Regions from separate parts of the Homo sapiens genome. Here region 2 is linked to region 1. The links are chromatin loops, found by intact Hi-C in ENCODE. Cell type or tissue: prostate gland. All regions are shown on one strand. Each heading gives the region's core, and the rest is flanking DNA. Links, peaks and the distances in the headings are about the cores only.

What was found. Peaks named below come from ENCODE experiments on the same cell type or tissue, not always from the same donor. Only the 100,000 strongest peaks of a DNase experiment are listed, where the experiment ranks them.
Region 2: a loop joins it to region 1, with 2.6 times the contacts of the local background. A loop is called at or near these places in 30 of 110 quality-filtered maps.

Annotation. Positions count from the first base shown.
Region 1 is chr22:35,631,286-35,646,640 of GRCh38, forward strand. It overlaps LOC284912 (a long non-coding RNA gene), which reads right to left and starts at 6,649. Exons shown (of 4, transcript XR_001755514.1): 1 at 6,581-6,649; 2 at 5,662-5,923; 3 at 129-208. RefSeq lists enhancers at 2,873-3,002, 6,817-7,318, 7,319-7,818. In prostate gland, for the core only: no CTCF peak of the experiment used is centred there; a DNase peak (open chromatin) is centred at 7,371; H3K27ac peaks cover 1,438 bases.
Region 2 is chr22:35,719,704-35,735,058 of GRCh38, forward strand. It overlaps APOL5 (apolipoprotein L5), which reads left to right. Exons shown (of 5, transcript NM_030642.1): 2 at 865-951; 3 at 6,508-7,491; 4 at 9,020-9,201; 5 at 9,651-9,780. The coding sequence ends at 9,195. Among named protein-coding and RNA genes, the nearest start is that of APOL5, 9.5 kb to the left of the region's middle. In prostate gland, for the core only: no CTCF peak of the experiment used is centred there; no DNase peak of the experiment used is centred there.

The DNA of each region.
Region 1 (15,355 bases), core at 3,619-11,618:
CCAGGAAGACTAAGATGCCATTGTTGGCTCATCTAAGTTGCCCCCTGACACGCTGCAGTGAGAGAAGCTTAAAAACAAGAGGCAGTGTCTTACAGTGGTCAAGGGTGTGGATTCCGGAGCTAGACTACCTGCATTTGAATCCTGGTTTCACTGCTTGCTGTGTGACCTTGAGAAAGTTACTTAATCCCTCCGTTCCTCCTTTCTCCATCTGTCAAATAGCAGTAATTAGAACCTGCCTCAGAGGGTGTTGTGAAATCTGAACTACTTATAATACTTAAAACTATACCTCGTACGGAGTAAGCACTCAATACACATGGGCTATTGGTCTCAATTATAGATAATAAAGAAAACACATTTTTAAAACATCTGCGTTGAAATGATTTAAAATTTTACCTGTTACATGATGAGTGAATAAGAGCTGTGAGGCCGGCGAGGGCAGGTACTGTATCTATCTTGCGTTGCCATTGCTCAGTTCAGGGCCAAGTTCATGACAATGCCAGCCTCACCACCACCACTTGGGGCGCCACACCCTAAGCACATACCACTGGCCTGTCTGGGTCCAGTAGCTTTGAGTCCTTTATAAGCAGTGGCTCATTTAGTCCTCATGACCATCTTAACTAGGAGGTACTTGGTAATAATTGCTGAATAAAGGAAATGCCTTCCACCCAGGACAGGTGAATAATGGATGGAAAAGTGCTTTGTAAACTGTAAAGCAGGCTACTTGTGAGGATGCAAACACTTAGGACCCCTTCCCCAAGGGCCTAGGATTCTGTTCTACTTTCGGCTTGGCTGTTACCTTGGGAGGAATGCACCCTGTGTTCTAGAATTTTCCCTCCACATGTCCCTCTTTCAAAATGTAGCTGTCTTGGTGTTCGAGACCAGCCTGGCCAACATGATGAAACCCTGTCTCTACTAAAAATATAAAAATTAGTTGGGGGTGGGCCAGTCACGGTGGCTCATACCGTTAATCCCAGCACTTTGGGAAGCCAAGGCGGGTGGATCACCTGAGGTCAGGAGTTCGAGACCAGCCCAGCCAACTAAAGTAGAGACAGCCCGTCTCTACTAAAAATACAAAAAATTAACTGGGCGTGGTGGCGGCACCTGTAGTCCCAGCCACTCAGGAGGGTGAGGCAGGAGAATCACTTGAACCCAGGAGACAGAGGTTGCAGTGAGCTGAGATGGCGCCATTGCACTCCAGGCTGGGTGACAAGAGTGAAATCCATCTCAAAAAAAAAAAAAAAAAAAAAAATTAGCCAGCCTTGGTGATGCACACCTGTAATCCCAGCACTTTGGGAGGCCGAGGTGGGCGGATCACCTGAGGTCAGGAGTTTGAGACCAGCCTGGCCAACATAATGAAACCCTGTCTCTACTAAAAATACAAAAATTAGCCAGGCGTGGTGGTGCCCACCTGTAGTCTCATCTACTCGGGAGGCTGAGGCAAGAGAATCGTGGAGGCGGAGGTTTCGGTGAGCTGAGATTGTGCCACTGCACTCTAGTCAGGACAACAGAGTGAGACTCGGTCTCAAAAAAAAAAAGTAACTGTCTTGTGTATCATTTTTCCTCACAGTTTGTCTTAGTAGTAACTGAGGGAAATTCACCCTTCTCCCGCCCCTGACCTGAGGAATTTTCTTTCAACAAAGGCCAGGAAAGGCTTGATATTCAGCCCCAGAGGAAGGACCCTTTACTCCTATTCTGCTGTAGACTGGACTCCCTGACACTCTGGCATTATGCCCTGTGGACTCATCTGCTTCCACCCTCCCCAGCTGTGCAAAGCCCATGCACTGAGGGCCTCCCCACGGGGCACCTTCTCCAAGGAGGCTCCCCAAGATCCCCAGCTCCAAGTAGACGTCTCCCTGCAGGCCCCATCCCCTTCTTCCTGGCAGGATACTAACTATGGCCCTTGTCATAGCTCTGTGGGAGGAAACACTGTCTTTATTCATTGATTGATGGATGCAGTAATTCATTCATGAATTCACTCAGCGATACCTATTGAGTACCTCTTCTGTATCAGGCATGACAGCCACAGTGCAAACATAGTGGCCAGCACATAGTAGGGGAACAAACACTGACTGAATTTCAGGTGCCAAAGCCAACATGTGGGGGAGATATTTGGAGACTAGGGGTCTCTTTCTACTCTGCTAATATACACACTGCCTGGGTGGGTGAAAGGCAGTGTTGCTTTTCAGTTTATAATGAAGGAAGGAAGGGAGAAATGAGAGGAGAGGGAGAGAGAGAGAGCGCATGTGTGTGTGTGGGGGGGTGCGTGTGTGCGTGTGTGTGCGTGCATGTGTCTGTGCATGTTTGTGTGCGTGTGTGCATGTGTAAGTGTGTGTGCGTGTGTCCATGTATGTGAGTGTGTGCGTGTGTCAGTGTGTGCGTGTGTCCATGTATGTGAGTGCGTGTGTCAGTGTGTGTGCGTGTGTGAGTGTGTGTGCGTGTGTAAGTGCGTGTGTGCGTGTGTGTTAGTGTGTGTGCATGTGTGCTTGTGTTCACACGTGTGTGCATGTGAGCCCGTGTGTGCAAGAGTGTGTGCGTGTGTGTGTGCGTATGTGTGAGAGTGTGTGTGTGTGCAGTGTGCCTGGACGTGCTTATGTAAGCATGTGCCTGGGATCATGGATGTGTCTCTCTAAGGGTGTGGCGCCCAGATCTTCAAGGATGTGGAGAATCACTCCGTTTGCTGAAGAAGGGAGTACTAGCTACGGGGAAGAAGACAAATACATACACAGCAGGGTGAAAACTTGAACAGGGTTCAGGGCAGGGAGTGGCTGAATCATAGGGTGCAGAGCGGTAAGAGATGGATGGTGATGCTAGACAGGTGGGCAGGATCCAGTTGTAGAAAGCTCTGACATCATGGCCAAATCCTAACCACCCTCTAAGCCCTGACACAAAGGACACGCCCTCCAGGAAGCCCTCTGTTGTTGTCTTTTGTTGTGTCTGTTTCACCAGCACCCTCCCCTTCTTCCCTATTAGGAACTTGCTGCATTTGGCTCGCCCTGCCTCTTGACCACAGTGACTTTGCTTCTGAACTGAAGTTCAGAGATGGACACATGGTCAAGCCAGACAAAGCCGAATCTTCCCTGAGACTTTTCTGATAGAGTTCTTGGAAGGACGTTGCCATGTAGCAAGGATGTGAGTTTGGGATTGCAGGTGGCCCCTGGCCTGAAGAACCAAATCAAACAGAGACAGGGGACAGCCAAGAGGTTCAGCAAGATGGAGCCCTGATGATTTTTTCTAAATCACAGGACCCAGCTCTACCTAAAGCCAACTGCACTCTGGACCTTCCTGCTAAATCATTCGTTCATTCAACAAATAGCTATTGAAGCCAGGCGCAGTGGCTCACACCTGCAATCCTAGCACTTTGGAACGGCGAGGTGGGTGGATCACTTGAGGTCAGGAGTTCGAGAGCAGCCTGGCCAACATGGTGAAACCCCGTCTCTACTAAAAATACAAAAATTAGCTGGAAATCGCTTAAACCCGGGAGGCAGAGGTTGCAGTGAGCCGAGATCATGCCATTGCACTCCAGCCTGGGCAACAGAGCGAGACTCCATCTCAAAAAGACAAACCAAAACAAATAGCTATTGAATGACTACTACATTCATCAGAAATCTCTGGAGAAACAGAACCAATAGGAGAGTTAGGTAGATCGATTTATTATAAGGAATGGCTCACGTGATTGTGGGCTGAGAAGTTCCATAGCCTGCCATTTGCAAGCTGGAGACCCAGGAAAGTCAGTGTTATAATTCAGCCAGAGTCTGAAGGTCTGAGTATCCTGGGAGTAGATGGGGTAAAGCCCAGTCTGAGGACAGAAGACAAATGTTCCAGCTCAGGCAGTGAGGCAGAGAGCAAATTCCCCTTCCTCCACCCTTTTGTGTGATTCAGGTCCTCAGTGATTGGATGATACCTGCTCACGTGGTGGAGACCATCTGCTTTACTCAGTCTACTAATGCAAATGCTAATCTCTTCCAGAAACCTCCTCACAGACACAGCCAGAAATAATGTCCAACAAAATATGTGGGCATCCCAAAGCCCAGTCAAGTTGACACATAAAGTTAAATACCACACCTACTGTGTGCAAGGCACAGTCCTAAATAGTAAAAATACAGCAGTTAAAAAAAAAGTCAAAGATCCAACCAAATGGAGCTTACACAATAGTACGAGGGGATGGATAGAAACACAATAAATAAGATAAATAATAAAAATAGAAAGCATGTTAGATGATAAATCCTATGGAGAAAAATAAAGCAATAAAGTAGAGAAGAAGCATAGAGAATGTTGAGCAGAGAGTGGGAGATTCTTTTTTTTGAGACAGAGTGAAACTCTGTCTCAAAAATGGAATCTCACTCTGTCGCCCAGGCGGGGGTGCAGTGGCATGATCTCGGCTCGCTGCAACCTCTGCATCCTGGGTTCAAGCAATTCTCCTGCCTCAGCCTCCTGATTAGCTAGGACTACAGGCATGCACCACCCCACCTAATTTTTGTATTTTTAGTAGAGATGGGGTTTTGCCATGTTCCCAGGCTGGTCTCAAACTCCTGGCCTCACGTAATCCACCTGCCTTGACCTCCCAAAGTGCTGGGATTACAGGCGTGAGCCCCCACACCCGGCCCTTACTTTTTATTTATTTATTGGAGACAGAATCTCACTCTGTCACCCAGGCTGAATTGTTCAGCAGCACAATCTCTGCTCACTGCAGCCTCAGCCTCCTGGGCTTCAGCAATTTTCCCACCCCAGCCTCCCAAGTAGCTGGGACCACAGGCACATGCCACCATGCCCAGCTAATTTTTGTATTTTTTATAGAGACAGGGTTTCACCATGTTGCCCAGGCTGATTTTTAATTCCTGTGTTCAAGTAATCCAGCTGCCTCAGACTTCTCAAAGCGCTAAGATTACAGGAGTGAGCCACTGCGTCTGGCTTAAAATGTACTTTAAAATTTAATTTAAATGTATTTGATAAAGATTTGATAAAGATTCAGTGAGATAAAGGAAATATTTGATAAAGATTCAAAGAGATAAAGGAGAGAACTACAGAAATACCTTGCGGGGTGGGGGGAAAGCATTTCAACAGAGGGAATAGCAAATATAAAGAAAGGCCCTGACGTAAAAGTATGTCTTACTTATTCAAGGTACAGTCACATTCCATGAGCCAAAAGTGATTTCTGTCACTTGCAATCAAAACATTCCTACCAGCCGGGCATGGTGGCTCATGCCTGTAATCCCAGCACTTTGAGAGGCTGAGGCCGGCAGATGTCCTGAGGTTGGGAGTTCGAGACCAGCCTGACCAACATGGAGAAACCTCATCGCTACTAAAAATACAAAATTAGCCAGGTGTGTGGCGCATGCCTGTAATCCCACCTACTCAGGAAGCTGAGGCAGGAGAATTGCTTGAACCCAGGAGGCAGAGGTTGCAGCGAGCCGAGATCGCACCATTGCACTCCAGCCTGGGCAACAAGAGCGAAACTCCATCTCAAAAAAACACAAAACAACAAAAACAACAAAAACATTCCTACTAATATAGTTTCCCTGATCACCCCTCAAGAAGCAGACCCTCTTCCCTCCCTCCCAGCTGCCTGCTATCTGTGCCCCTGGCCACATTTACTATCAGTGCTTCACACAGCTGCCTTTATTTCAAATCATTTGTTATTGAGAAACATCATTAAACACCTACTATGTGCAGCATGCATGCTCACAGCCTGACATCGATACTGTCTCCCATTTATGAGTGCCATCAGGAAAGTTCAGAAAGGCTCATTTTTCCCAGGGCCACAGTCCCAGCAAAGGGCAGAGTTGGGATGCAAACCCAGGCTTGTCCAAGCCCAAAACCCACATTTGCAGACTTGGCATCCCAGCTCCATCTCAAGTTGAAGACACTGGGCATATGTTCTGGAAGAATGTCAACTTCTCCTTTGGAACTCAGGTGCAATTCAAGCCTGTAAGGAAAGCAATGCTTTCAATAACAAAGCTTCGGCCAAACAGTACAGCAATCGCTTTACACACAGCAGCTCATTTCATTTCATAAAGCCCTTGTAAGGCAAGGTTTGCTATGTGCATTTTCAGGTGAAGAAACGGAGGCTCTGATGACCCTGCTGCAACCTCACCTGACTGGTCTGTGCGGCTCCTTGTTCCCACGGGTTCTTAATCCCCTCCTCTGAGTCCTGCAAAGCACTTTGCATGGGGCTAGGCTTTGCTCTCAGCAGCCCTTGCTCTCACCAGAGCACCCCCCGAGCTGAAATCCCTGAAGCCCAGAAGCCCCTCTGCAGAGCCAATGCAGTCCCTAGAAAAGATGCTGGCTCAGATGGAATCTTAACCCTGGCTCCCTGTCCCAGTGGGAGATCTGAGCTTCCTGGGGGTGGCCCTGTCAGAGCTGACATCCCACCCACCCTGCTCTGTCCCCTGCAGTTCCTGAGGGGCTCATCCTTCCCTATGTTTGAGTTTCCATCCTCCCACCCCACCCTAAGGCAGCCAGGCCACTCCCCGAGACTGGGAGCCCACTCCAGCCTGGGAAGCCTGGGTTTAGGTGCAGAAGGTGCGTCAAGCTGGAGCTGGAAATGCAGTGATCTTGTGCAGGCTTTGGCTTCTCCACTCACTTGTGAGCCTCAGGGTGGGGGCCAAGTTCAGTCTCTTAGTTGCTCCTCTACCCAACAGGAGGCTTCCTGACCTCATCAATGCTCTCAGAGACAGTGCATTAGTTTACCAGGGCCGCTGTAACAAACGACCACAGCTTCGTGACTTAGAACAATAGAGATTTATTCTCTCATAAGTGTGGTGGCCGAAAGCCTGAAATCAAGGTATAGCAGGGTTGGCCCTGCTGGAGGCTCTGAGACAGAATGTGCTCCATTCCTCCTTTAGTGTTTGGTGGCTGCTGACAATTCTTGGCTTGCAGCTGCGTCATTTCAGGCTCTGCCCCCATCTTCACATGGCCCTCCTCCCTGTGTGTCTCTGTGTGCTCTCCTTTTCTGTCTCTTTTAAGGACATTTTCATTGGATTTGTTCTTAAATCAGGGATGATTCCATCTCAAGATCCTTAATTACATCGGCAAAGACCCTGTTTCCAAGTAAACTCACATTCACAGGTGAAGGGGATTAGGACTTGGACATCACGTTTTGGGGTCACTCTTCAACCCACTGTAAATGGGAAAACGCAGGCTCAGAGCAGAATGGATTTGCTCAGGAGCCACGGTACATTTGGGCAGCCGAAGGACTGCCCTGCTCTCCCGACGCTGGACCAGTGCTCTGCCTCCAGCCCCGCACTGCCCCGGGTTTCCAAGACTCTCTGGGAATGTGTTCAGTGAAAAAAACATCTGGAGACTGTCTGTGCTCAAGAGTAACTGGGAATGTCATCATGGGAGGGAGTTTCCTTTCCCGGATGGCTCGGTGCCTGGGGCCCTGGCTGGCGTGCAGGCCTCACTCTGGTGAATAGGCCATGTCACACCCTGATCACAGAGTCGCTGCTCTCGTCCACTGCTCTGCAGAGGCCAGAGTCAGCCCCAGACGCAATGAGAATGGTGAGAGGACTGAGGTCCCCCTGCTCTCTGGGTCACTTTCTTCTCGGGAGATGCTTCCTGCTCTCTTTGGTGAGAACAAGAGAACACTGCACAAAATTTAAACTGATTAATTCTGACTCTAAATCCTTGGCTCTTAGAGACTTCACGGCAGTATGGTTAGGATTCTGGCCTCGGAACCCAGTCTGCCTGGGCTCAGGCCCCAGCTCCGACATTTGCTGAACATTTAGTCTTGGGCACAGTTTTCTTCTCCAAGCCTCACTCCTCTCATCGGTAAAACAGGACAATGGCAGACTGACCTTTTAGAGTTATTAAAAGGATTAACCAGCTGGGCACAGTGGCTCACACCTGTAATCCCAGCACTTTGGGAGGCTGAAGTGGGCAGATCACCTGAGGTTGGGAGTTCAAGACCAGCCTGACCAACATGGAGAAACGCCGTCTCTACTAAAAATACAAAATTAGCCAGGAGTGGTGGTGCATGCCTGTAATCCCAGCTACTGGGGAGGCTGAGGCCAGAGAATCGCTTGAACCCGGGAGGCGGAGGTTGCGGTGAGCCAAGATTGCACCATTGCACTCCAGCCTGGGCAATAAGAGCTAAACTCTGTCTCAAAAAATAAATAAATAAAATACATTTTTTAAAAAAATGATTAACCTGAGCACATATAGCAATGATCGCAGAGCCCATAGTAAGACCAGCAAAGATGGCTACTGCTATTGCACCATTCATTATGAGCCTGAGGTATAAATAAAGGCAAGCATCTCTGTAATCAAGTTCATAGGACTCCCAGCCCTCAGCTTATCCTTGCTAGAAGATTCTCTCTTCTCCCCAGCCATCACGCCAGCGCCATTCAGTCCCAGGGCTTTGCTTTTCTGTGCAAATCAGAATTCATGTCCACACCTTAGGGAATGACTACAGACCATGTCAATATTGGTTTGAAGAACTTCTAAGAGGTGGGGAGGGATAGCATTAGGAGATATACCTAATGTTAAATGATGAGTCAATGGGTGCAGCATACCAACATGGCACATGTATACATATGTAACAAACCTGCACATTGTGCACCTGTACCCTAAAACTTAAAGTATAATAATAATAAAAAAAAAAAGAACTTCTAAGAGAAAGAGGTGGAGAGATCAGCTCATCTGATGTCGTCATCTGCATTCAGTGCTGGTCCGCAATGGGAAACAAAAGAGGTATGTTCTTGCCCTAATAAAATAACCTAAGATTAGCCCATAACACCTATCGCCAAGGACAGATGCCTGTTAGGCCCCTTCTTGTCATGTGTGCTCCCCTCTCCATGGCGCTCTGAGCACAGGTCAGTGGTACAGATCTTTGGGGGACAAGCTGCTTGTAGGGGCTATAGGAGCCTTGTCCATCTCAGCATCGATGCAAGACTCCTGCTCTGGTCATCTACAGGGAAGGAGCGAGGGGACTTATTCCCTCTTTTTTTTTTGTCTTTTCTTTTTTTTTTTTTTTGGAGACGGAGTCTCACTCTGTCGCCCAGGCTGGAGTACAGTGGCACGATCTCAGCTCACTGCAACCTCCGCCTCTCGGGTTCAAGCAATTCTCCTGCCTCAGACTCCTGAGTAGCTGGGATTACAGGTGCCCACCACCACCCCCGGCTAATTTTTGTATTTTTAGTAGAGACGGGGTTTCGCGATGTCGGCCAGGCTGGTCTCGAACTCCTGACCTCAGGTGATCTGCCCTCCTTGGCCTCCCAAAGTGCTGGGATTACAGGTGTGACCCACCGCACCCAGCCGACTTCTTCCCCCTTAATTCAGAAGACTTCCTGGCCTCTCTGCAAATTTGCCTTGTCCTTAGACAGTAACCCTTGAGCTCTGCACAGCACAAGATAAGATAGGAATTTGAGTAGTTCTGTGTCAAGTCAAATACTTGCCTTCTTTCCCATGGGATTTTGGAATCTAAGCTTTAAGAATTTTAGAGACTTAAAGAAAAATAATCTTCACCTTAAATGCAGAAACGTGTGGGACCTCCTGGCAGCCCAGATGTGGCTGTCACCAGGCACTGCCTTGAGCCTAACCCTAACCAGCCCTTCTTCAGGGCCACAGTAGAGTATCCAGGCCCACAGTCAGAAGGAGCTGGCAGCATCCCAGGGCCATAGGGAGACCATCCTGACTGGATGCCAGGCAGCAACAACCAAATAAAACCCCATTTGCTTTGTGGCTTCTGCCCTGGTCCCACAACTTGCCAGTGCTTTCTGGCCCATTTGGCCTCTTCCCGGCTCCACACCTCCTCCATTGTCAGATGCTATGGTTTGCCCTCTTGCCCCAAAAACTGCTTCTCCTAAGGACTGGAGCTTGTGTTCTGTCCTACCTGCTTTGCTCATGGAGGACTGCTCAGTTTAGCTGCCAAGCCCCACCCCTCCACAGGCCCCCACCCTCTCTGGGATTCTGGTGCATGCGATTTTCTCCAACTCATTATATTTGAACCAGACCTACTATGAGCTGTGAAATTTAGGTCCCTCGGAGTCAACAAAGGTTCACTGTGCTAGGTGCTAACTGCCAAGGAGAAAAGATGTAGGTCCTGCTCTGATGTCACCTAGCAATGGGTAGAGAGGTGGGAGAGCTTAAGCTCATTGCCACTGAAGCTAAGTCCCTTAGATAAGGCAGGGGGCCAGGATGAGAGTGAGGGAAGACACTGAGAGCAACAGGAGGCAGCCAAAGGACCAGGCAGATGGGGCAGGTCCTTGGTGAAACCCTACCTTCAAGCCAAAACACAGCCTGAAGGCTGAAAGACCAGACTTCTGGTCCTGGATGAAACCCTCAACCCAGAGTGAGAACATCTGTTCCTGTTTGCCCACCCTTTCCCGATTGATTCTTTCTGAATAATGCTTTGTAGCAGTGGAATGTTGCCTTTTCTAATACTACCTACAGCCTGCCCCTCCCCCATTCTAAGCCTATAAAAGACCAGACTCAGCCACAGTGGAGGAACTTTCCTGCCTTTGGATAGGGGGGCCACCCACGTGTCACCTCTCCACTGAAAGCTGTTTCATCACTCAATAAAACTCCCCACCTTGCTCACTCTTCAATTGTCAGTGTATCCTCACTCTTCTTGGGTGCAGGACAAGAACTCGGGAACTGGTACACAAGCCAGACTCAACCACGGTGGGCCGACTGAGCAGGCCATCTCATGCAGCAGGTAGCATGGCCAAGAGAGGCCCAGGTGGGGCATTGCCGGCCAGAGGTCCCCGGCTTGCAAAGTGACCAAGAAAAAATCCTGTGTCAAAACCAATGTATATTTTTTGTGATTGGCCTTCTTGGGATGCAAGGGGCAGTCTGAAAAAACAATCCACAGGGCTGGGGAGCAAATAAGACTTGGATACAAAGCGACAGAGATGCAAAATACTCTTTGAATCATAGCATCTCAGCAAGAATCACAGAATGGTAGATTCTAAGGGTCATAGGATCACAGCCAAGAAAAGGACCTTGACTTATCCAGGGAGATCCCCTTGTTTTGCAGATGTGAAAATGGAGGCTTAGAGAGGGAGGGGCCCTGGTGTTTCAAGGGGAGCCTGCCCTGTCCCACACTCATTCCTGAAGGCTGAGGCTCCTCCTGCTGGAAGACACTCCCTTCTGGAGCATCATGAGGTCACAGGGGATCCCTGGCTAGCCAGCCAGAGCCCAGCTGCCCACACTTGCAGGGGAAACAGCATGTCCATAGCCACAGTGGGAGCAGAACTAGGTCTGCTGCTCCTCAGTGGCCTGGTGGACTTTCATCCCTGGCCACAGCAAGGCTTCCTGGAGCCACAGATTCAGATGGCCTGTGGACTTTCATCCTTGGCCACAGTGAGGCTTCCTGGAGCATGTCCAGCAGTTCCCTATGTACAGACACAAAGCCTCTGGGGGAGATAACACCATCTTCAGCCCAGCAAAGAGGGAGTCCCGATGGTCGTGGAGGGCAATTGCCAGAGGGGCCCATTCTCTGTGATGCATGTGGAGTGATGGGAAGCCCAAGCCTAGAGAGGTTATAGGAAATCCTAACATGGATTCTTCTAGCTGGAGCAGAGTGGCTGCTAAGCCAGGGTACTCAGGGCACCCAGAGGCTCCCACCTTGGAAGACCAGCTGCCAGGAACATGCCACTTCACAAAACGCTATCGGGGGTCTCTGGGCCACATCAGAGGTAGCCAGCCCTTTAATACCTGACACCCCCTCCCCCAGAGAGGGCATTCGCCAGCTGACTCCTACAGAAGAGCACCCCTTTTATTGGGTACCCTTTTTACCTCCCTCCAACCTCATGGCTCAGTGAGGACTTTCTGGATACTAGAATACTGCTTTTGTTATCGGAGAGGTAATGTAACCTGGACTGAGGGATCAGAGAACCAAATAACCCCAGCCACAGAGACCAGTGGGATATGGAACACAGGTTAACCTAGAGAGACCTTTCCAAAGAATTTTCTTACTGGATCTGGTGGGGAAAATGCTCTTGCATCTCCAATCCAGGAACTAGAAGGACATGAATTGTAATAGACTTGAAATTCTCTTCTTTCTGTTATGGAAAAAGCCCACCTGTAGTGGGACAGAATGAGGCTGGAAGAGAGAGAGAGAAAGAGAGAGAGAGACAGCGAGAGAGCTACAGTGGGGCTCCTGGTCCCTGAACCTGGAGCTGCCTGAAACCTTCTGGGTTTTCCTTTGATTCTGTGAACAGGTCAGTAGCTCTCGAGCATTCTATCTGTGACCCATTTCACAGTGCAATCCATAACACACACACACACACACACACACACGTAAGTGTGTGCATCATCACTATATGGACATAATTTCCATGAAACACTACTTATACCCTTATTATGTATGATATACTCTGATATTTTTTACTTTATCTCATTTCATTTTCTTTCTTTCTGTCTGTCTTTTTTTTTTTTTTTGAGATGGTCTGTCTCCCAGGCTGGAGTGCAGTGGCACAATCTCGATCACAGCTCACTGCAGGCTCAACCTCCTGGGCTCAAGTGATCCTCCCACCTCAGCACCCCCCATCCCCCATCCCCTCAACACACACACCAGTCTCTAGGACCATAGGCGCACCACCACACCCGGCTAATTTTTGCATTTTTTTGTGGAGACAAGGTTTCACCATGTTACCCAAACTGGTCTGACTCCTAGGCTCAGGCAATCCTCCAGCCTCAGCCTCCTAAAATGCTGGGATTACAGGCATGAGCCACCATGTCCAACCTCATTTCCCTTTATTATTTCTTGAGACCCACTAAGCTGATTTCATGACACTGTAAATTGTGACTTGCAGTATAAGAACAACCAAGCTGGATAAATGGCTTCCTTGTTTTTGCTTACACTGCTCCAAGATGATGTGTCACTTGCAACCTGCTAACCAAAATGCCAACTAACCTTGCCTCTTGCACAACCTGTACCTCCTGTTCCAGCCCCTGCCCACCTCCACCCCACCCCTGGCCAGGCTACCACAAGGAGAGCAGTTTGCAAACTCACTGATCATTCAGCCACAGAGCAGAGATGTGGACTTCTGTGATGTGTTTTAGTGCAAAGAACTGGAGGTAGACACATTTGGGTTCTACGCCTAACCCTAGTCATGTCAGACACTGTGATCTTGGATGAGGTCCTTGGACCCATGAACATCAGTCTTGGCAGCTATATATTGGGCTTGTGCTCCCTGCTTCATAGAAGGAGCATATGGATAAAATGCGATGATGAGTGAAATATTCCGAGCACGTGCTCCACATGTAACATTCTGCACATGGAAGTTCCCATCCCTCCAACCCAGGATGCCAGACATCTTCATTTTTAATCCAGGGTAGAAAGAAAGAGACATCCCCTCTCTCGCTCTCTCAGATCTCTCATGAAAGATGAATCCTTGGGGCTGGGCGCGGTGACTCATGCCTGTAATCCCAGCACTTTCGGAGGCCGAGGCGGGTGGATCACCTGAGGTCAGAAGTTCAAGACCAGCCTGGTCAACATGGTGAAACCCCGTCTCTACTAAATATACAAAAAAAATAGCCGGGGGTGGTGGTGGGCGCCTGTAATCCCAGCTACTCAGGAGGCTGAGGCAGGAGAATCGCTTGAACCAGGGAGGCGGATGTTGCACTGAGCCGATATCGTGCCATTGCACTCCAGCCTGGGCAACAAGAGTGAAACGTTGTCTCAAAAAAAAAAAAAAAAAAAAAAAGATGAGTCCTGTGTATACAAAAATGGTAATGATGGCCAGAGCACCTGGTGCGTGCATCAACCTTTACCATTGTCAAGATAACTCATTCCGCTGGGCATGATAGCTAACACCTATAATCCCAGAACTTTGGGAGGCCAAGGCGGGTGAATCACCTGAGGTCAGGAGTTCAAGACCAGCCTGGCCAACATGGCAAAACCCCATCTCTACTGAAAATACAAAAATTAGCCAGGCGTATTAGCACATGCCTGTAATCCCAGCTACTTGGAGACTGAGACAGGAGAATTGCTTGAACCTAGGAGGCAGAGGTTGCAGTGAGCCGAGATCGCACCACTGCACTCCAGCCTGGGCGACAGAGCGAGACTGTCTCAAAAAAACAAAACAAAACAAAAAACAAACGAACAAAAACCTTCCTCACAAGAACCCCGGGAAGGAGATGGGATGGAAGTGGGTGAGGGTTAGTTGCTGTACGCCAAGCAACAAGGGTGTGGCCATGCGAGGCCTGGCCCTTTTGGTGGTCCTGGGTTCAAGTTCAGTGCTCCACTCTCCCCTTGTAATGGCTGCTTCCCTGCTTCGCTCTGGCCTGGGCTCCCAGGATCCTGAAACTGCTTCCAGGCAAAGCAATGGAGGCCACGATAGAACTTTTGCTACATTTGGCAAATTGCAGTCTCAGGGCAGCATTTGCTCAAACTCTAGGCAACCTCCGCCTCCTAGGTTCAAACTCTCCCTAAATGCTGTAGCCAGAGAGAAGAAAAGAAATTTCTAGAATCCAAGAATTTCAGGGTCAAAGTGTGCTTCAAGGCCTTTCCCCCATCCCAGGACGGATGGTCCCTGCCTGTGCCAGGGGCCACTGGGCCGAGGCGTGATGAGCTCTCTGGGAGGCAGACAGCCTGAGCCCAGAGTGGGTTGGTTGTGGCTGCAACACAGAAAACCTGCAGCTCCTCAGAGAGGTGCCAAGGCAAACCAGAACCCAGGTGTCCAGGAGCCAGCAATGCCTGCTGGAAGGGTCACAAAGGACCCTCTTTGTGGGCCAGTGGAACCCCAGAGGGCCAGCACAAGCCCCTGCCCCCAGGTGCCATCTCCGAGGCATGCAAATTTCTTTCTTTTTTTTTTTTTTTTTTTTTGAGACAGGGTCTTGCTCTGTCACCCAGACTGGAGTGCAGTGGTGCAATCTCAGCTCACTGCAGCCTCAATGAGAGGCAAACTTTTCAGAAAACATAAAAAGCCCTGATAGAAAATTTGAACTTAAATTGCCTGAACATTCACCCCCAAATGAGAGACTTTACCCAAAGATGTGTGTGTGTGTGTGTGTGTGTGTGTGTTTGTTTGTTTGTTTTTTTGAGACAGAGTCTCGCTCTGTCGCCCAGGCTGGAGTGCAGTGGCACAATCTCGGCTCACTGCAACCTCCACCTCCCAGGTTCAAGCGATTCTCCTGCCTCAGCCTCCCGAGTAGCTGGGATTACAGGTGCCCGCCACCACACATAGCTAATTTTTGTATTTTTAGTAGAGACAGGGTTTCACCATGTTGGTCAGGCTGGCCTCAAACTCCTGACCTCAAGCGATCCACCTGCCTCAGCCTCCCAAAGTGCTGGCATTACAGGCGTGAGCCACCGCGCCCGGTCCGAGAGTGTGTTTTAAATCACAAGAGACTAAGGGGCCTTCAGGCAAGTTTGTTTCTTTTCAGCAGGTCTTGGGTCCCTTGAGGGAAG
Region 2 (15,355 bases), core at 3,698-11,697, 88 kb after region 1:
TGGGCTCCGACCCCACAGCAGCCCCATCTAGGGTTGAGTGTTTGCAGCTCCCGAGCCCCAGTGAGCTTATCGGAAGGACAAAGCAGAGGGTCTAATTTCTGTACTCCAGGGTTCTAACCCTAGTATGCCAGAAAAATTGGATCACACGTGGGCTTGGAGAGTGAGTGCAAGGTTTTATCGAGTGTAGTTCTCAGCAGATGGATGGGGAGCCAGAAAGGGGATGGAGTGGGAAGGTGGTCTTCCCCTGGATTTGGGCCACTCAGCGGTTCTCCTCCAACTGCCTTTGGCTAAATTCCATGTCATTCAGCCGTGGATGACCTGTCAGCATCCGCCGGTGTATTCTTCTTCCTGTGTGTTCCTCTCGATGTCCAGCTACTTGTGTGTGTCTGCCTGTTAGGTGGGGATATGGCGGGCCAGAGTGGTCTTAGAAAATGCAGCATTTGGGAGCGAAAGCAGAAATGCTTGTCCTCACTTAGATCCATGGGCCCAGGCCCGAGGGTGGAACCCTCACCGGGGACCATGCCTTTATGTAAGCAGCACTTCCCTGCCTGCTCCCATATCATTAACGTATAACGTCAACATTTCAAAAGTGCTTTACCAATCTACTTTGCCACTAGAAGCCTAAGCGATTTCCAGTTTTATTGCATCCTAGTCAACCTTGGGCATTCCCATGGTTTGTTTGTTTAAAATCATTAGACAAAAATCATGTGACATTTCTGAGACATTAAGATTTTTGTTGTATTCTTTTTTTTTTCTAATTCTCCAATATTGTAATTAGACAGCCAACTTTCCCGGAGCACTGTTATGTCTTTTCGGGCTGAGATGACTCAAGAAGAAATGTCCCTGATCCTTGTCCATCTCCAGGCTTGGGAGAAGGTTGTAAAGAAATGTGGCTTCGAAAGGTAATCTACGGAGGTGAGGTCTGGGGGAAGTCCCCAGAACCTGAGTTCCGTGAGGGCAGAGAACAGGCTGTTATGCTTATGGCCACAATCCCAGCATCCAAAACAGTGTCTGTCACAGACCCAGCACTCAATGAGTATTTGGGTTTTGTTTTGTTTTGAGACAGAGTCTCTTCTCTGTTGCCCAGGTTGGAGTGCAGTGGCACGATCTCGGCTCACTGCAACCTCTGCCTCCCAGGTTCAAGTGATTCTCCTGCCTCAGCCTCACGAGTAGCTGGGATTACAGGCGCCCGCCACCACGCCCGGCTAATTTTTATATTTTTTGTAGAGATGGAGTTTCCCCATGTTGGCCAGGCTGGTCTTGAACTCCTGATCTCAAATGCTCCACCCGCCTCGGCCTCCCAATGTGCTGGGATTAGAGGTGTGAGCCACCGTGCCCAGCTGTCAATAAGTATTTGAATGAAGGAATAAAATCTGATTGTTAATATCCAGATCTGTAGCCACCTTCATAGGATGAAACATACAAATGGGTTCCAACCAAGTTGGCTGAAGTGTTGCTCATGTTGTCTCATGTGCAATTGGAGATATGCAAAAAAGATAAAATGTACACATCCGCATAAAAAATATCTTAGTAAAAAAAATGTAAAACCTTTGGTAAGGGCAGGCACGGTGGCTCACGCTTGAAATCCTAGCACTTTGGGAGGCCAAGGTGGGCGGATCGCTTGAGGTCAGGAGTTCAAGGACAGATTGGCCAACATGGTGAAACGTCATTTCCACTAAAAATACAGAAATTAGCTAGGTGTGGTGGAGCATGCCTGTAATCCCAGCTACATGGGAGGCTGAGGCAGGAGAATTGCTTGAACCCGGGAGGCGGAGGTTGCAGTGAGCCAAGATTGCACCACTACTGCACTCTAGCCTGGGCGACAGAGCAGGGCTTCATTTAAAAAAAAAAAATCCTTTGGTAATGGTAAGTACATTGGTATACTGATAGATGCCCAGACACATGGCTTAGAGGGCAATGGAATCCTAGAAGCAGAATTTGCTGGTTTTCTCCCAATCCAGGAATATTCCTTCCTGGGTCTGCCTTCACCCTTTCCCAACCCATGATAATGTCTGAGTCTTGCCTTGAGATCCAAGCTCCTGGGACTTCCCTTTCCGTTGCCTTGGCCTGGGCATTCAGACTCTCCCACAGAGCTCAGCTGCAGCAATAGACTCACAACAAACTCTGCTGCCTAACAGAGGTTGCACTTAACTCTTGCCAAAGTGTCCATAAGGTTCTCTAAAGTGGGTTGCAATGCTCCCGCAATTTATAGCAACCAAATGCCTAAAGATAAAATCTTCATGCGTCATGCAAATGGGTTGCCTGCGCTTTCAGACACAGGTACAGTTATTGACTTCTCTGTGTCCTTGGCCCAGCCTCCCTCTACTGTTCTCTCTCCCACCTCCACTGTCAAGATTTCCCCCCAGTGCTCCCGTTAAGTCTGAGAAAGCTCCCCAAAAAAGGCATTGACTTTTCAGGCACAGGCACAGCCATTTTTCTTATCCGTGTCCTTGACTTTGGCTACTGGCCAATGCATGCTGCATGGACTGGAGTTAACAGGGGCCCTTCCTATGTGCTTGTACAATGTTAACCTCTCCTCCTTTGGTAAAGGGAAAGGGATGATTTTTCCTATCTTGGGGAAAATCAGCCAGTGGTTGAGGCAGACTAGAGGCTTCAGGAAATGGAGTCTCCCTCTGTCGCCCAGGCTGGAGTGCAGTGGCGCGATCTCGGCTCACTGCAACCTCTGCCTCCCAGGTTCACGTGATTCTCCTGCCTCAGCCTTCCGAGTAGCTGGGACTACAGGTGCCCGCCACCACACCTGGATAATTTTTGTATTTTTAGTAGACAGGGTTTCACCACGTTGGCCAGGCTGGTCTCGAACTCCTGACCTCAAGTGATTTGGCTGCCTAGGCCTCCCAAAGTGCTGGGATTACAGGCATGAGCCACTGCGCCCGGCCCTAGGTTCTTACCCTAACTCCACCACTAACTCAATTGTAATCAGGGAATGTCCCTCCTTTTTGGAGCTGGTTTGCTTCTCTATAAATAAGGGACTGGGCTCATTGATGGCAAAAATGTGGCAGAATACTATTTATCTTCTGTGTTGTGCCTAGAGGGCACCCACTAGGTCACAGCAGCACTCTTTCCCAAAGAGCCTAGATGTGTCACCGTGATTCTCCCGTGCTTTAGACACCCTCACTAACAATAGCGGGGAGGTTATGCCTCTTTGCCATCTGTGTACAAGGCGATCTGGAAGGGCCTTCCAGCTCTAACATCTCATAGTTCTAAAACTTAGGTTGGAGAGGGGGCACTGAACTCCTAGGTTTACAGAGATGTTCACCTTAAGCCCTGATGAAGTCTTTTCTTAAAAGAGTGACTTGAAGATGAGGAAGGATGTCAGAAGGCCCCTCCCGCTTCCTCCAGGAGGGAGGAGGGAGGGACCCAGGGCTGGTCCACTTGAGGCTGCTGATGGCCTTGGCTAAGGAGCAGAGGATTCTAAGGCTGTTGTCAACAGTTCCTTTGAGGCCGTGGGGTTCCTTGGTCCAAGTACAGTTTGCCCACAGCCTTGCATCCTTTCCCATAGATCCTCTCTCACTATCCATCAAACCCAAGCCAAGTCTCTTGTAGATGCTCAATTAGGAGACAGGCCAGAACCAGCCTAAGGGATATACAAGTCAAACCCTGTTACGTGCTGTAGAAAGTCACACATACAGTCCATAGTTCAGCAATACACACGCTGGAAACCCCAAATTCCATAAGAAAATGGTACTTAAGAACAGTGATTCTCAAAGGTCTTGCAGAACTCTGAAGTTCCAGATACTGAGCCAAAATGATTCAACAGGAAAATTGAATGGTGATTCTTTTTTCGAACTACAGGAAAAGTTTGAGTGGAGAGGATTTTCCCAGTTGTGCCTTTTTTCCCTTTTCCTCACTTTTTCTTAAGATTTACAAGCTCCCCCCACTTGCCTGTTAACAAGCGGCCAGAGTAGATCTCACTATTTCTAAGTGTGACCACACTTTTGTTAAAAATCTACTTTGGGTTGGGCGTGATGGCTCATGCCAGTAATCCCAAAACTTTGGGAGGCCGAGGGGAGGTGAATCACTTGAGGTCAGGAGTTGGAGAGCAGCCTGGCCAACATGGCAAAACCCTGTCGCTACTAAAAACACAAAAATTAGCCCGACATGGTGGTGCATCATGCCCGGCTACTCGGGAGGCTGAGGCAGAAGAATGGCTTGAACTCTGGAGGCGGAGGTTGCAGTGAGCCGAGATCGCGCCACTGCACTCCAGCCCGGGCAATAGAGTGAGACTCCATCTCAAAACAAACAAAAAAATTCTACTTTGTTTTCAAAATATTCAACACTGTCCCACTGAATGACAGTGAGCCCTCTCCCGTGGAAGGGGGATTTGTGGTTGTCTTCTTGGAGATCCCCAAACTTTTGCTTTGGAAATGTAGACTCTTTTACTAATTTTTAAAAATTATCATACATGCATTTGACACAAAAGTTAAGAGGAACAAAAGGGCAAATAGTAAAAAGTAAGTGTCGCTAGGTGTGGTTGCATGCGCCTGTAGTCCCAGCTGCTGGAGAAGATGACTTGAACCCAGGAGTTCGAGGCCAGCCTGGGCAATATAGTGAAGCCCTGTCTCAAAAAAAAAAAAAAAAATGGGTCTCCTTAAATCCTGTTTCCCGATGTCCCAGGTTCCCTGCCCAGAAGCAACCACAATTTTCAAGCAACCACCTTTTTTTTTTTTTTAAAGAAAAAGAAAGAAGATCAAAGCATCTGCTCCATACACTCTTGGTACTGTTTTTTAATCAAATTGGTGACAACTTGTTATATATGTATACATTATAAATGTATGCATGTATGTATATCTTTATTAGGAAAAGACTTGGTGACCAAAGTCAGTAAAGCTTTTAAGTTACATTTTATTCATCACATCAGTATCCACATACATTTATTTTATTTTTATTTTATTTTATTTTTTTGAGACGGAGTTTCACTCTGTTGCCCAGGCTGGAGTGCTATGGCGCGATCTCGGCTCACTGCAACCTCCCCGCCTCCTAGGTTCAAGTGATTCTCCTGCCTCAGCCTCCTGAGTAGCTGGGACTACAGGCGCCCACTACCGTGCCTGGCTAATTTTTGTATGTTTAGTAGAGACGGGATTTCACCAAGTTGGTCAGGCTGGTCTTGACCTCCTGACCTCAGGTGACCCACCCGCCTCGGTGTCCCAAAGTGCTGAGATTACAGGCGTGAGCCACCGTGCCCGGCCTTGTATCCACATACATTTAGAAGAGAGCTGTTTGTGGATGAATGGAATAGTAAGCCATCAGCCTAGGCCTGCATAGGGGTAGTTTGAACTGTGCTCCTGCTAAAAACACACGGCCACCCCCACCCAGGGCTCCAGGCCAGAGTGGACCTTCTGTCTGTCTGTCTGTCTGCTGCCCACATTGTAATAGCCCAGTGGGTTCATTTTGCCCTCTGCCCAGATAGAGTTGATTTATCAAGACAGGGGAATTGCAATAAAGAGTTTAATTCATGCAGAGCCAGATGAATGGGAGACTGGAGTTTTATTATTACTCAAGTCGGTTTCTCCAAAAATTCGAGGACTGGGTTTTTTGTTTTGTTTTTTTGTTTTGTTTTTTTAGATGAACTCTTGCTCTGTCACCCAGGCCGGAGTGCAGTGGCGCTATTTCGGCTCACTGCAACCTCCACTTCCCTGGTTCAAGCGACTCTCCTGCCTCAGCTTCCCGAGTAGCTTGGACTACACCACACCCGGCTAACTTTTGTATTTTTAGTAGAGATGGGGTTTCACCATATTGGCCAGGCTGGTTTTGAACTCCTGACCCTGTGATCCGCTCGCCTGGGCCTCCCAAAATGCTGGGATTACAGGCGTGAGCCACCGCGCCTGGCCAGGACTGGTTTTTTTTTTTAAAGGATAATTTGGTGGGTAAGGGTCCAGGGAGTGAGGAGTACTGATCGCTGGGGTTGAAGCTGAAATCATAGGATGTCGAAGTCGCCCTCTTGCGCTGAGCGGGTTCCTGGGTAGAGGCCACAAGACCAGATGAGCCAGTTAATCAGTCTGGGTGGCGACAGCTGAGCCATTGAGTGCAGGGTCTGAAAAATATCTCGAGCACTCATGTTAGGTTTTACAATAGTGATGTTATCTCGAGGAGCAATTGGGGAGGTTTAGAATCTTGTGGCCTCTGGCTGAATAACACCTAAACTATAATTTCTAATCTTGTGGCCAGTTTTTTAGTCCTATAAAGGCAGTCTGGTCCCTAGGCAAGAAGGGGGTTTGTTTCTGGGAAAGGGCTGTTATCATCTTTGTTTCAAAGTTAAACTATAAACTAAGTTCTTCCCAAAGTTAGTTCAGCTTATGCCCAGAAGAATGAACGAGAACAGCTTGGAGGTTAGAAGCAAGATGAAGCCGGTTAGGTCAGACCCCTTTCACTGCTGTAATTTCCCCACTGTTAGAATTTTTGCAAAGGTGGTTTCGACATTGTACCTCGATTCTCAGGGCTCTGCCTCCTGCACACATTTTAGTGCTCAGATTGCCTAGATGTCTTTAGCCTCACTCGTGAACCTGTGCCAGAGTTGGAAAATTAACAATTTGATGTCAACTGTCCACAGTGATGAGGCTGGTATGCTGTCCTACTTTCTGTTTGAAGAGCTGATGCGATGTGACAAAGATTCCATGCCAGATGGAAATCTGTCAGAGGAGGAAAAATTGTTTCTCTCATATTTTCCTTTGCACAAGTTTGAGCTAGAACAGAACATCAAAGAACTTAACACCCTTGCGGACCAAGTTGACACCACTCACGAGTTGCTTACCAAGACCAGCCTGGTGGCCAGCTCTTCCGGGGCTGTTTCTGGGGTCATGAACATCCTGGGTTTGGCCCTAGCACCTGTGACAGCAGGAGGCAGTCTCATGCTCTCAGCAACTGGGACAGGGTTGGGGGCAGCAGCTGCCATCACCAACATAGTAACAAATGTCTTAGAAAATAGAAGCAATTCAGCAGCAAGAGACAAAGCCAGCCGACTGGGGCCTCTGACAACATCACATGAGGCTTTCGGAGGAATAAATTGGTCTGAAATCGAGGCTGCTGGCTTTTGTGTTAATAAGTGTGTAAAAGCTATCCAGGGCATCAAGGATCTTCATGCCTACCAGATGGCCAAATCCAACTCTGGCTTCATGGCTATGGTCAAGAATTTTGTGGCCAAGAGACACATCCCTTTCTGGACGGCTAGAGGGGTGCAGAGAGCCTTTGAGGGCACAACTCTGGCCATGACCAATGGTGCCTGGGTGATGGGTGCTGCTGGGGCTGGCTTCTTACTTATGAAAGACATGAGCAGCTTCCTGCAGAGCTGGAAGCACCTGGAGGATGGGGCAAGGACGGAGACAGCAGAGGAACTGAGAGCACTTGCTAAGAAGCTGGAGCAGGAGCTGGACCGGCTCACCCAGCACCACCGGCACCTGCCGCAGAAGGCGAGCCAGACCTGTTCCAGCTCCCGGGGCAGGGCTGTTCGAGGATCCCGTGTGGTTAAACCAGAAGGTAGGAAGGCAGCGAATAACACGGACGTGGTCTTGCTCTTCTAAAAGCTTACCATGAGGGTGGGGGGCGACGAATGCTAAACGGACACATCAGTGCATAACTACAGCTGCCCCTTCTGCAAAGAGAGGACTTGCCGCACACCCCTGACATTAACTAGGCGCCCTCTGTTCTTCCCAGAATTGCGTTCTGTTCTCTCAAAGCCCTGACCATAAATAACCATAAATTCTTGAAATCCCATATTTGTGTGTTTGTGGGGGTGCTCCCTGTCTGCCTCTCCTGTGGTCTGCAGGCTCTGGCAGGGAAGGATAATTTGGCGGATAGGGGTCCAGGGAGTGAGCAGTGCTGGTTGCTGGGACTGGAGATGACATCATAGGAAGTCGAAGTCGCCCTCTTGCGCTGAGCCGGTTCCTGGGTAGAGGCCACAAGATCAGATGAGCCAGTTTATCAGTCTGGGTGGCGACAGCTGAGCCATTGTGTCCCTCTTGTCCATACCAGTATCCCCAGCACCTAGCAGTGCTTGGCACATAGCCAGTGTGCCGGAAATACGTGTTGAATGACGTGAATGTGGCATTGCGTGATAAAAACGGCACTTCAAATGAGTTGGGAAAGGATTTTTATTTGAAAAGTAGTTTACATTTCTAGACTCTCCTATGTAGAGAAATTAAATTCCTAGATATAAAAACTGAAACAAGAAAACTGCTACCAAAAAATAAAGGAGAATTTCGAGATTCATCTTTAATAGAATGACGCGGTAGCAAGGTCACAACCTGAAACCCGGGAAAAGGACACATAAGTGTTTGCCGAAGATGTGAAGGCTCAAATGTTCATTCACTCATTGTCCATTCAACAGATTTTCATTAAGTGGGGCCTGTGATGGGCCGAGGACTTAGGAGGTGGCTCCAAATGTGTCTGCATGTTGGAATTATCTGGAAACTGCAAAAAATACTGATGAGTGGGTGGGTCCCACCCCCAGGGACTGGGCTTTATTTGGTCTGGGATATGACCTGGATTTTAGACCTTTTTTTTGTTTTTTATTTTTTATTTTTTGAGACGGAGTCTCGCTCTGTTGCCCAGGCTGGAGTGCAGTGGCGCCATCTTGGCTCACTGCAAGCTCCGCCTCCCGGGTTCACGCCATTCTCCTGCCTCAATCCCCCGAGTAGCTGGGACTACAGGCGCCCGCCACGACGCCTGGCTAATTTTTTGTATTTTTAGTAGAGACAGGGTTTCACCGTGTTAGCCAGGATGGTCTCGATCTCCTGACCTCGTGATCCACCCGCCTCAGCCTCCCAAAGGGCTGGGATTACAGGCGTGAGCAACCGCGCCCGGCCGACTTTAGACATTTTTAAAGATCTCCAGGTAATTCTGCGGTGCCGCCAAGTTTGGGACCCACTGCCCTGGGGCGGGAGGGGTTTTCTTCTTCTCAAAGCCAATAGAAATTTGCTCTCTGGGGACATATTTGAGCTTCTGAACGTCCAGGGGCAGATCTCTTTCTTGGAAGTTGTAAGACACAGGGACTCATGTTCCACAGGGTCTCGCTCACCTCTCCCCTGGCCTGTTGTGGAGCACCAGCCTAGGCTGGGCCCTGGCGTGGCACTGAGGACACCAAAGAGGACAGTCTCTGCCCCAAGGATGCTTGGCCACCAGCCAGCCCCACCAGCACCAGCAAGAAAGGGGAGACAGGCCCCGGGAAGACACCGACAATGAGAAGAGGTAAGTGGGACGCAAGGAAGCCAGGAGCTGTGGGAACCCCTGACAGTGAAGTAACCCCTCCTTGGGTGGGTGGGCTTCAGGGAAAGAGAGGGAGGGCCTAACGGGGACAGAGGTTGTTGCTACCTTTCCATCCGGCCACCTGCCACGCCACCTGGTGCCTTTGCCAGTCAGTGAGATCACTGAGCTCTCTCTGTACTTCCTGCCAGATGGGCCATTCGTTCATTCATGAAGTTAATCAATGCACAAATCTCAATTGGGCACACCTCTGTGCCGGGCATCATGCCAGACCTAGCAGTGAATAAGACAGAAAAGTACTAGGTGTGCAAAGTGAAGAATGACCTCGCCCAGCCCTGTAATATGTGGGAGCTCAAGTGAACCCACTGTGGGATCCCTAAGATGCTGCAGAAGTGAGTAAACTATTTCCTTTCTTTTTTTTTTTTATACCCTAGTTGGTCACCCTGTCACCACTGAACCTTGATTTAACAGAGGCAAAATGCAAGTCTTCCCTGAAGAATACTGGGGGTAGGGAAACTTCTAGTGGCAATGATAAAACCAGCAGCAATGATAATAGAAGGCAAACTTGCAATGGTCTGTGGTAACCCCTGGGGACTCCAGAAATACCTGGGGTGGAAGATAAATTTGCAAGAGACCAGGCTTTTTTGTGTGTACAGATGGAATTGGAGGCCAAGAAGACCTACGTGTTCATGTTAATTAAGACTGGAGCCGGGACACATTCCAAACTCATGGATTTTCCAAATTGTATGTAACTACATAGTACCTTTATAATGAAAATGAAAAAAGTTTTAAACTATCACCTGCCACTCCTCCCCCTCTTCCCTCCTGTCATCTGTCATGACTCTGCAAGTCAACACCTTTGCATGGAGACTGTTGCTCAAGCTAAGATCCATTCTCCATTTCCAGGGCCCTGCAATGACAAGTTAATGATTTGAGAAAAGCTGTTATTGAGAGAAAACTATCCCTTTACTGTAGCATAATTTATAATCATGAAAAATATGGAGCCATTAAAATGTTCTAACACTAGGGAACTGGTTACATACAAAATATTCATCCACTTGATAAAACACTACATAGCTGTCAGAAATGATGCTCACTCAATGACTGGGTTAACGTGGAAAATGTTGATTGTATTATTAGGTGGAAAAGAGCAAGGACTTTCTTACCTTTTACCTAAGGGGAAACACATCTCTCAAACTTGTGTGTAGGAAAACAAAACCCCTTAAAGGAATACAGCAAGGTCACAATGCAGCTGTTTATTTAGAGGTAAATTTGGTGATTCCTTCCCCTCTTCTTTCTGCCTTTCTGTGTTTTTCAAGTTTTCAGTTATGCACATTACAGTTTTATAAAATAGAAGGAATATAGATAATAAATATTTACATCAAATCTAAAATAAAATGTTTAAAAAGAGGACAAACTCAGCCGGGTGCGGAGGCTCACGTCTGTAATCCCAGCACTTTGGGAAGCCGAGGTGGGCAGATTACGAGATCAGGAGATTGAGACCAGCCTGGCCAACGTGGTGAAACTCCATCTCTACTAAAAAATACAAAAAATTAGCTGGGTGTGGTGGCGGGTGCCTGTAGTCCCAGCTACTCACGAGGCTGAGGCAGGAGAATCGCTTGAACCCAGGAGGTAGAGGTTGCAGTGAGCCGAGATCGTGCCACTGCACTCCAACCTGGCAACAGAGGGAGACTCCATCTCAAAAGAAAAAAAAAAAAGAGGTTGGGCGCGGTGGCTCACGCCTGTAATCCCAGCACTTTGGGAGGCCGAGGCAGGCAGATCACGAGGTCAGGAGATTGAGACCATCCTGGCTAACACGGTGGAACACTGTCTCTACTAAAAATACAAAAAATGAGCTGGGCGTCATGGCGGGCACCTGTAGTCCCAGCTACTCGGGAGGCTGAGGCAGGAGAATCGCTTGAACCCGGGAGGCAGAGGCTGCAGTGAGCTGAGGTCGCGCCACTGCAGTCCAGCCTGGGTGACAGAGCAAGGCTCTGTCTCGAAACAACAACAACAACCAAAAAGGACAACCTCATAGTCAGCGGGTCTTCATTTATTAATAGCTTTGTTAGTTGCTTGAGTGCATGCAGACTCCTTCTCATCACAGAACAAGGCAACAGTGGAAGAATGGGTGTTTCCACAGAAGACCACCCCATGGTTGTTAGCAATGGCTGGAAAGCGTAGGGAGCCTCCAGCCCATCTGTCCATCCACCCATCCATCCATCCAAAACCAAAAAGGCATTGTTCTAGGCACTGGGGAAAAGCAGTAAACAAAATGAATCCTGCCTTCACGAAGTTTTCATTCTCAAGGTGGAGGCAGGGGAACACGGAAAAGAAACACAGTAAATCAGTGTTACGGTGTATTATAAAGTAATGAGTGTTGGGGAGAAAAATAAGTTTGGGAAGGAGTTATACAGAATTGTTGGATGGGGCAGGAGCACAGTTTCAAATAGGATCATCGGGGCATGCCTCTCTGAGAGGCTGATCTTCCAGCAAAGACGTGAAGGAGGTGAGGGTGTCTGGGAGAAGAGCATTCCAGATGGAGGGAGCAGCAAGGGCAAACACCTGCTTGCGACGTTCAGGGGGCCGCAGGTGGGGCGCCGTGCCGGGAACAGAGGGAGGCGGGGGAATGGGAAGGGAGGGTAGGAGAGGAGGCTGGAGAGAGAGCTGGAGGCCAAAAGTGCAGGGTCTTAGAGCTACAGTAAGGATTTGGGCTTGTACTCTGAGTGAGGCGGGGACACATGGGGGATTTCAGGCAGTGGAGTTACCTAATGGCTTAGATTTTAGGAGGATCACTCTGGCTGCTGTGCTGAGAGGAGACCGCAAGACAAGGCGATGCCAGGGATATCTGTTAGCAAATGTTGGAAACAACCCTCTGGAGAGGGGATGGTGACCTGAACCAGTGTGGTGGCAACAGAGGTGGTGAGAAGTGGTCAGATTTTGGATCTGTTCTGAAGGGAGAGCCCACAGGATTTGTTCATGGACTGGACCTGTGGTGTGAGGGAAAGAAGAGCCAGGATAACGGGGGGTTGTGGCCTGAGCAACTGGCGGGATGGAGCTGTTGGCACCTGAAATGGACAGGTGGGAGCCGGAGTGGGGTGAGAGCAAGGTGCTCAGGATGGACGTGTCACGTTTGTGATGCCCAAAGACACATGCAAGGGGAGGTGCTGAGTAGGTGATGAGATCCATGCATCCGATTCAAGATGTGGGGTCTCCAACAACAAATTAGTCGGAGATACAAATTTGTAAATAGATGGTATGTAAAACCGTAAGAGTGGGTAAGATTATCAAAAGAGTGAACACAGGTCCGAGAAATATGTCGAAGGCCAGCCCCTGGGCACCCCAGCTTGAAGAGAATGTGGAGAGCGGGGGAACCCTCAAAGGAGACTGAGAAGGAAGCAGCCACTGAGGGAAGAGGGGCACCAGGAGTGGGTGTCCAGGAAACCAAGTGAGGAAAGCCTGAAAGTGCAGAAGTGATACACCAGACCAGTGCTGCGGACAGGTCAAGGACAGGAGAATCGATCTGATTTAGCAACATGAAGACCACTGATGGCCTCGATGAGAGCAGTTATGGTGAAGTGGCTGACGACAAAAAGCCTGAATGGAGAAGTTTTAAAAGAAGGCAGAAAGAGGCTGGGCGCGGTGGCTCACGCCTGTAATCCCAGCACTTTGGGAGGCCGAGCTGGGCGGATCATTTGAGGTCAGGAGTTCGAGACCAGCCTGGCCAACATGGTGAAACGCTGTTTCTACTAAAAATACAAAATTTAACCAGGTGTGGTGGCAGGCGCCTGTAATCCCAGCTACTTGGGAGGCTGAGGCGGGAGAATCCCTTGAACCCAAGAGGCGGAGGTTGCAGTGAGCCAAGATTGCGCCACTGCACTCCAGCCTGGGCCACAGAGCAAGACTCTGTCTCAAAAAAAAAAAAAAAAAAAGAAAGAAAAAAGAAAAAAAAGCAGAAAGTACAGTGTTTTGGAGGGGTTTTGCTGGAGGAAGAAGTGAGGTCAGAAAAGGGAAAAAAATTAAAGATGGAAGAAATACTAGCATGGTTCTGTGCTGATGGGGATGATCCAATAAGGAAGAGAGGGTGGAGGAAACTCCCGGGGAATGTCCCCCACCCTTTCAGCTCCCAGTGCCCGTGTTGGATGCAGCCTGCACTGGAACCCTGTCTCCAGACCTGACATCCTGGCGGTACCATCCCAGCTCCATCCCACTTCCCAAGCAGCCTCTGCAGCATGGTTTTTAGAGATACATGGCAACGTACCAATAAAATCTGATATATGACATTCTGTAGGTAAGTTCTCCTTTTCACACCAGGAGCTCAGCGTGGATGTGTTAAGAATACCCTCCTAGGGAAACTCCTGCTGTATCCCCGACCAGCCACAAGATTCATTTCAGGCAGGGCGCAGTGGCTCATGCCTATAATCCCAACACTTTGGGAGTCCGAGGCGGAAGGATCGCTTGAGCTCAGGAGTTGCCCAGCTGGTCTCAGACACGGTGAAAGCCCATCTCTTTTAAAAATACAAAAATTAGCCAGGTGTGGTGGTGCATGCCTGTGGTCCCAGCTACTCAGGAGGCTGAGGTAGGAGGATCGCTTGAGCCTAGGAGGTTCAGGCTGCAGTGAGCTGAGATTGCACCACTGCACTCCAGCCTGCCCAGAAACTCCTTGATCCCTGTTCCCCTCCCCGACAAAAAGGGAAGAAGAAATATTCACTGAAAGTTTGCTATGCATTAGGAACTCTGCTAAGTGTTTTCCCAACTTTACCAAATGACAGATGGCAAATAGTTTTGGAAAACTTAGCACTTTCTAGACACTGTGCTGAGTACTTTACACGTCCTGTCTTATCTCATCCTTGCAAAACACTGCTACAGTAGGAACATTTATTGACTGAAGTTTATAGACAAGGACTCTAGGGTGCAGAGCTGTTAAGTATTAATAAGTTGCTCAAGGTCATCCACCTAGCAGGTGGCAAATCTGAGTTAGAACCCTTCAACTCTTGGTTCCTTGCTCTTAACAATTAGCCTGCACTGCCTTGGTTATCCTGAGGTCGCACCACTAAAGCACGGAAGGGCTGAAATTCACACATGCCTGTGCTTGTAGGCCTAAGGGAGAAATTTGAAGTTTGAGCCTGAGCAAGTGTTGCCAATGCTGGCAACACTTACTCTTAAAATGATTTGGAGATTAATATTTTCCACACACACACATCAAAATTAATAGTTACATTCAGTCTGCACTTGGCAGGGATTTTTCACAAGCATTGATCCAAATTCTCCCAGATTTGTGTAAGGCAAGGGTCAGCAGTGCGTGGGCCAAACCAGGCCTACCACCTGTTTCTTAAAGTTTTATTGGAAGATTACCAGGTCCTCCACTGATTGTCTGCAGCTGCTTTTGTGCTACAGTGGCCAAGTTGAGAAGCTGTGACAGAGACCGAAAGGCCTGTGCAACCTAAAATATTTACCATCTGGTGACATTCAGAAACAGCGGGTTGACCCCTGGTCCAAAGCATTCAAGACAAGCAACTTTTGAGTATCTAGAATTCTGGCTTTCAAAATGAGAAATTGCTGTCTGTGAGCCGGGAAACCAATTTCCGAACCTAGAAGGAACCAGGGGGCGATGGTGTTTCTGTGAGAGCACTTTGCACACTTGCCTCCTTTCTGTCACAGGGCCAGGCAGCCCTCAAGCGAGTAAGGTGAAAGGTTGGAGGTAGGTTCAGTGCTGACCTCAAGAGAGGCCTGGCGCTGGGCAGTCTACCCTGTCCCTCCCCACAGAGCTCACTGCCTCACTTTCCACCTGGCCTCTTTCTCCTCCCGCAGACCAGTTCTCTCTGCACTACTCATCGGCTTACCCGTGGATCCAGGCTCAGAAAACATTCCACCTGTGTGAAACTGTGCAAGACCCACGGATCCAGGCTCAGAAAACTTGCCACCTGTGTGAAACTGTGCAAGACCCGTGGATCCAGGCTCAGAAAACATTCCACCTGTGTGAAACTGTGCAAGACCCACGGATCCAGGCTCAGAAAACTTGCCACCTGTGTGAAACTGTGCAAGACCCGTGGATCCAGGCTCAGAAAACATTCCACCTGTGTGAAACTGTGCAAGACCCACGGATCCAGGCTCAGAAAGCATTCCACCTGTGTGAAAC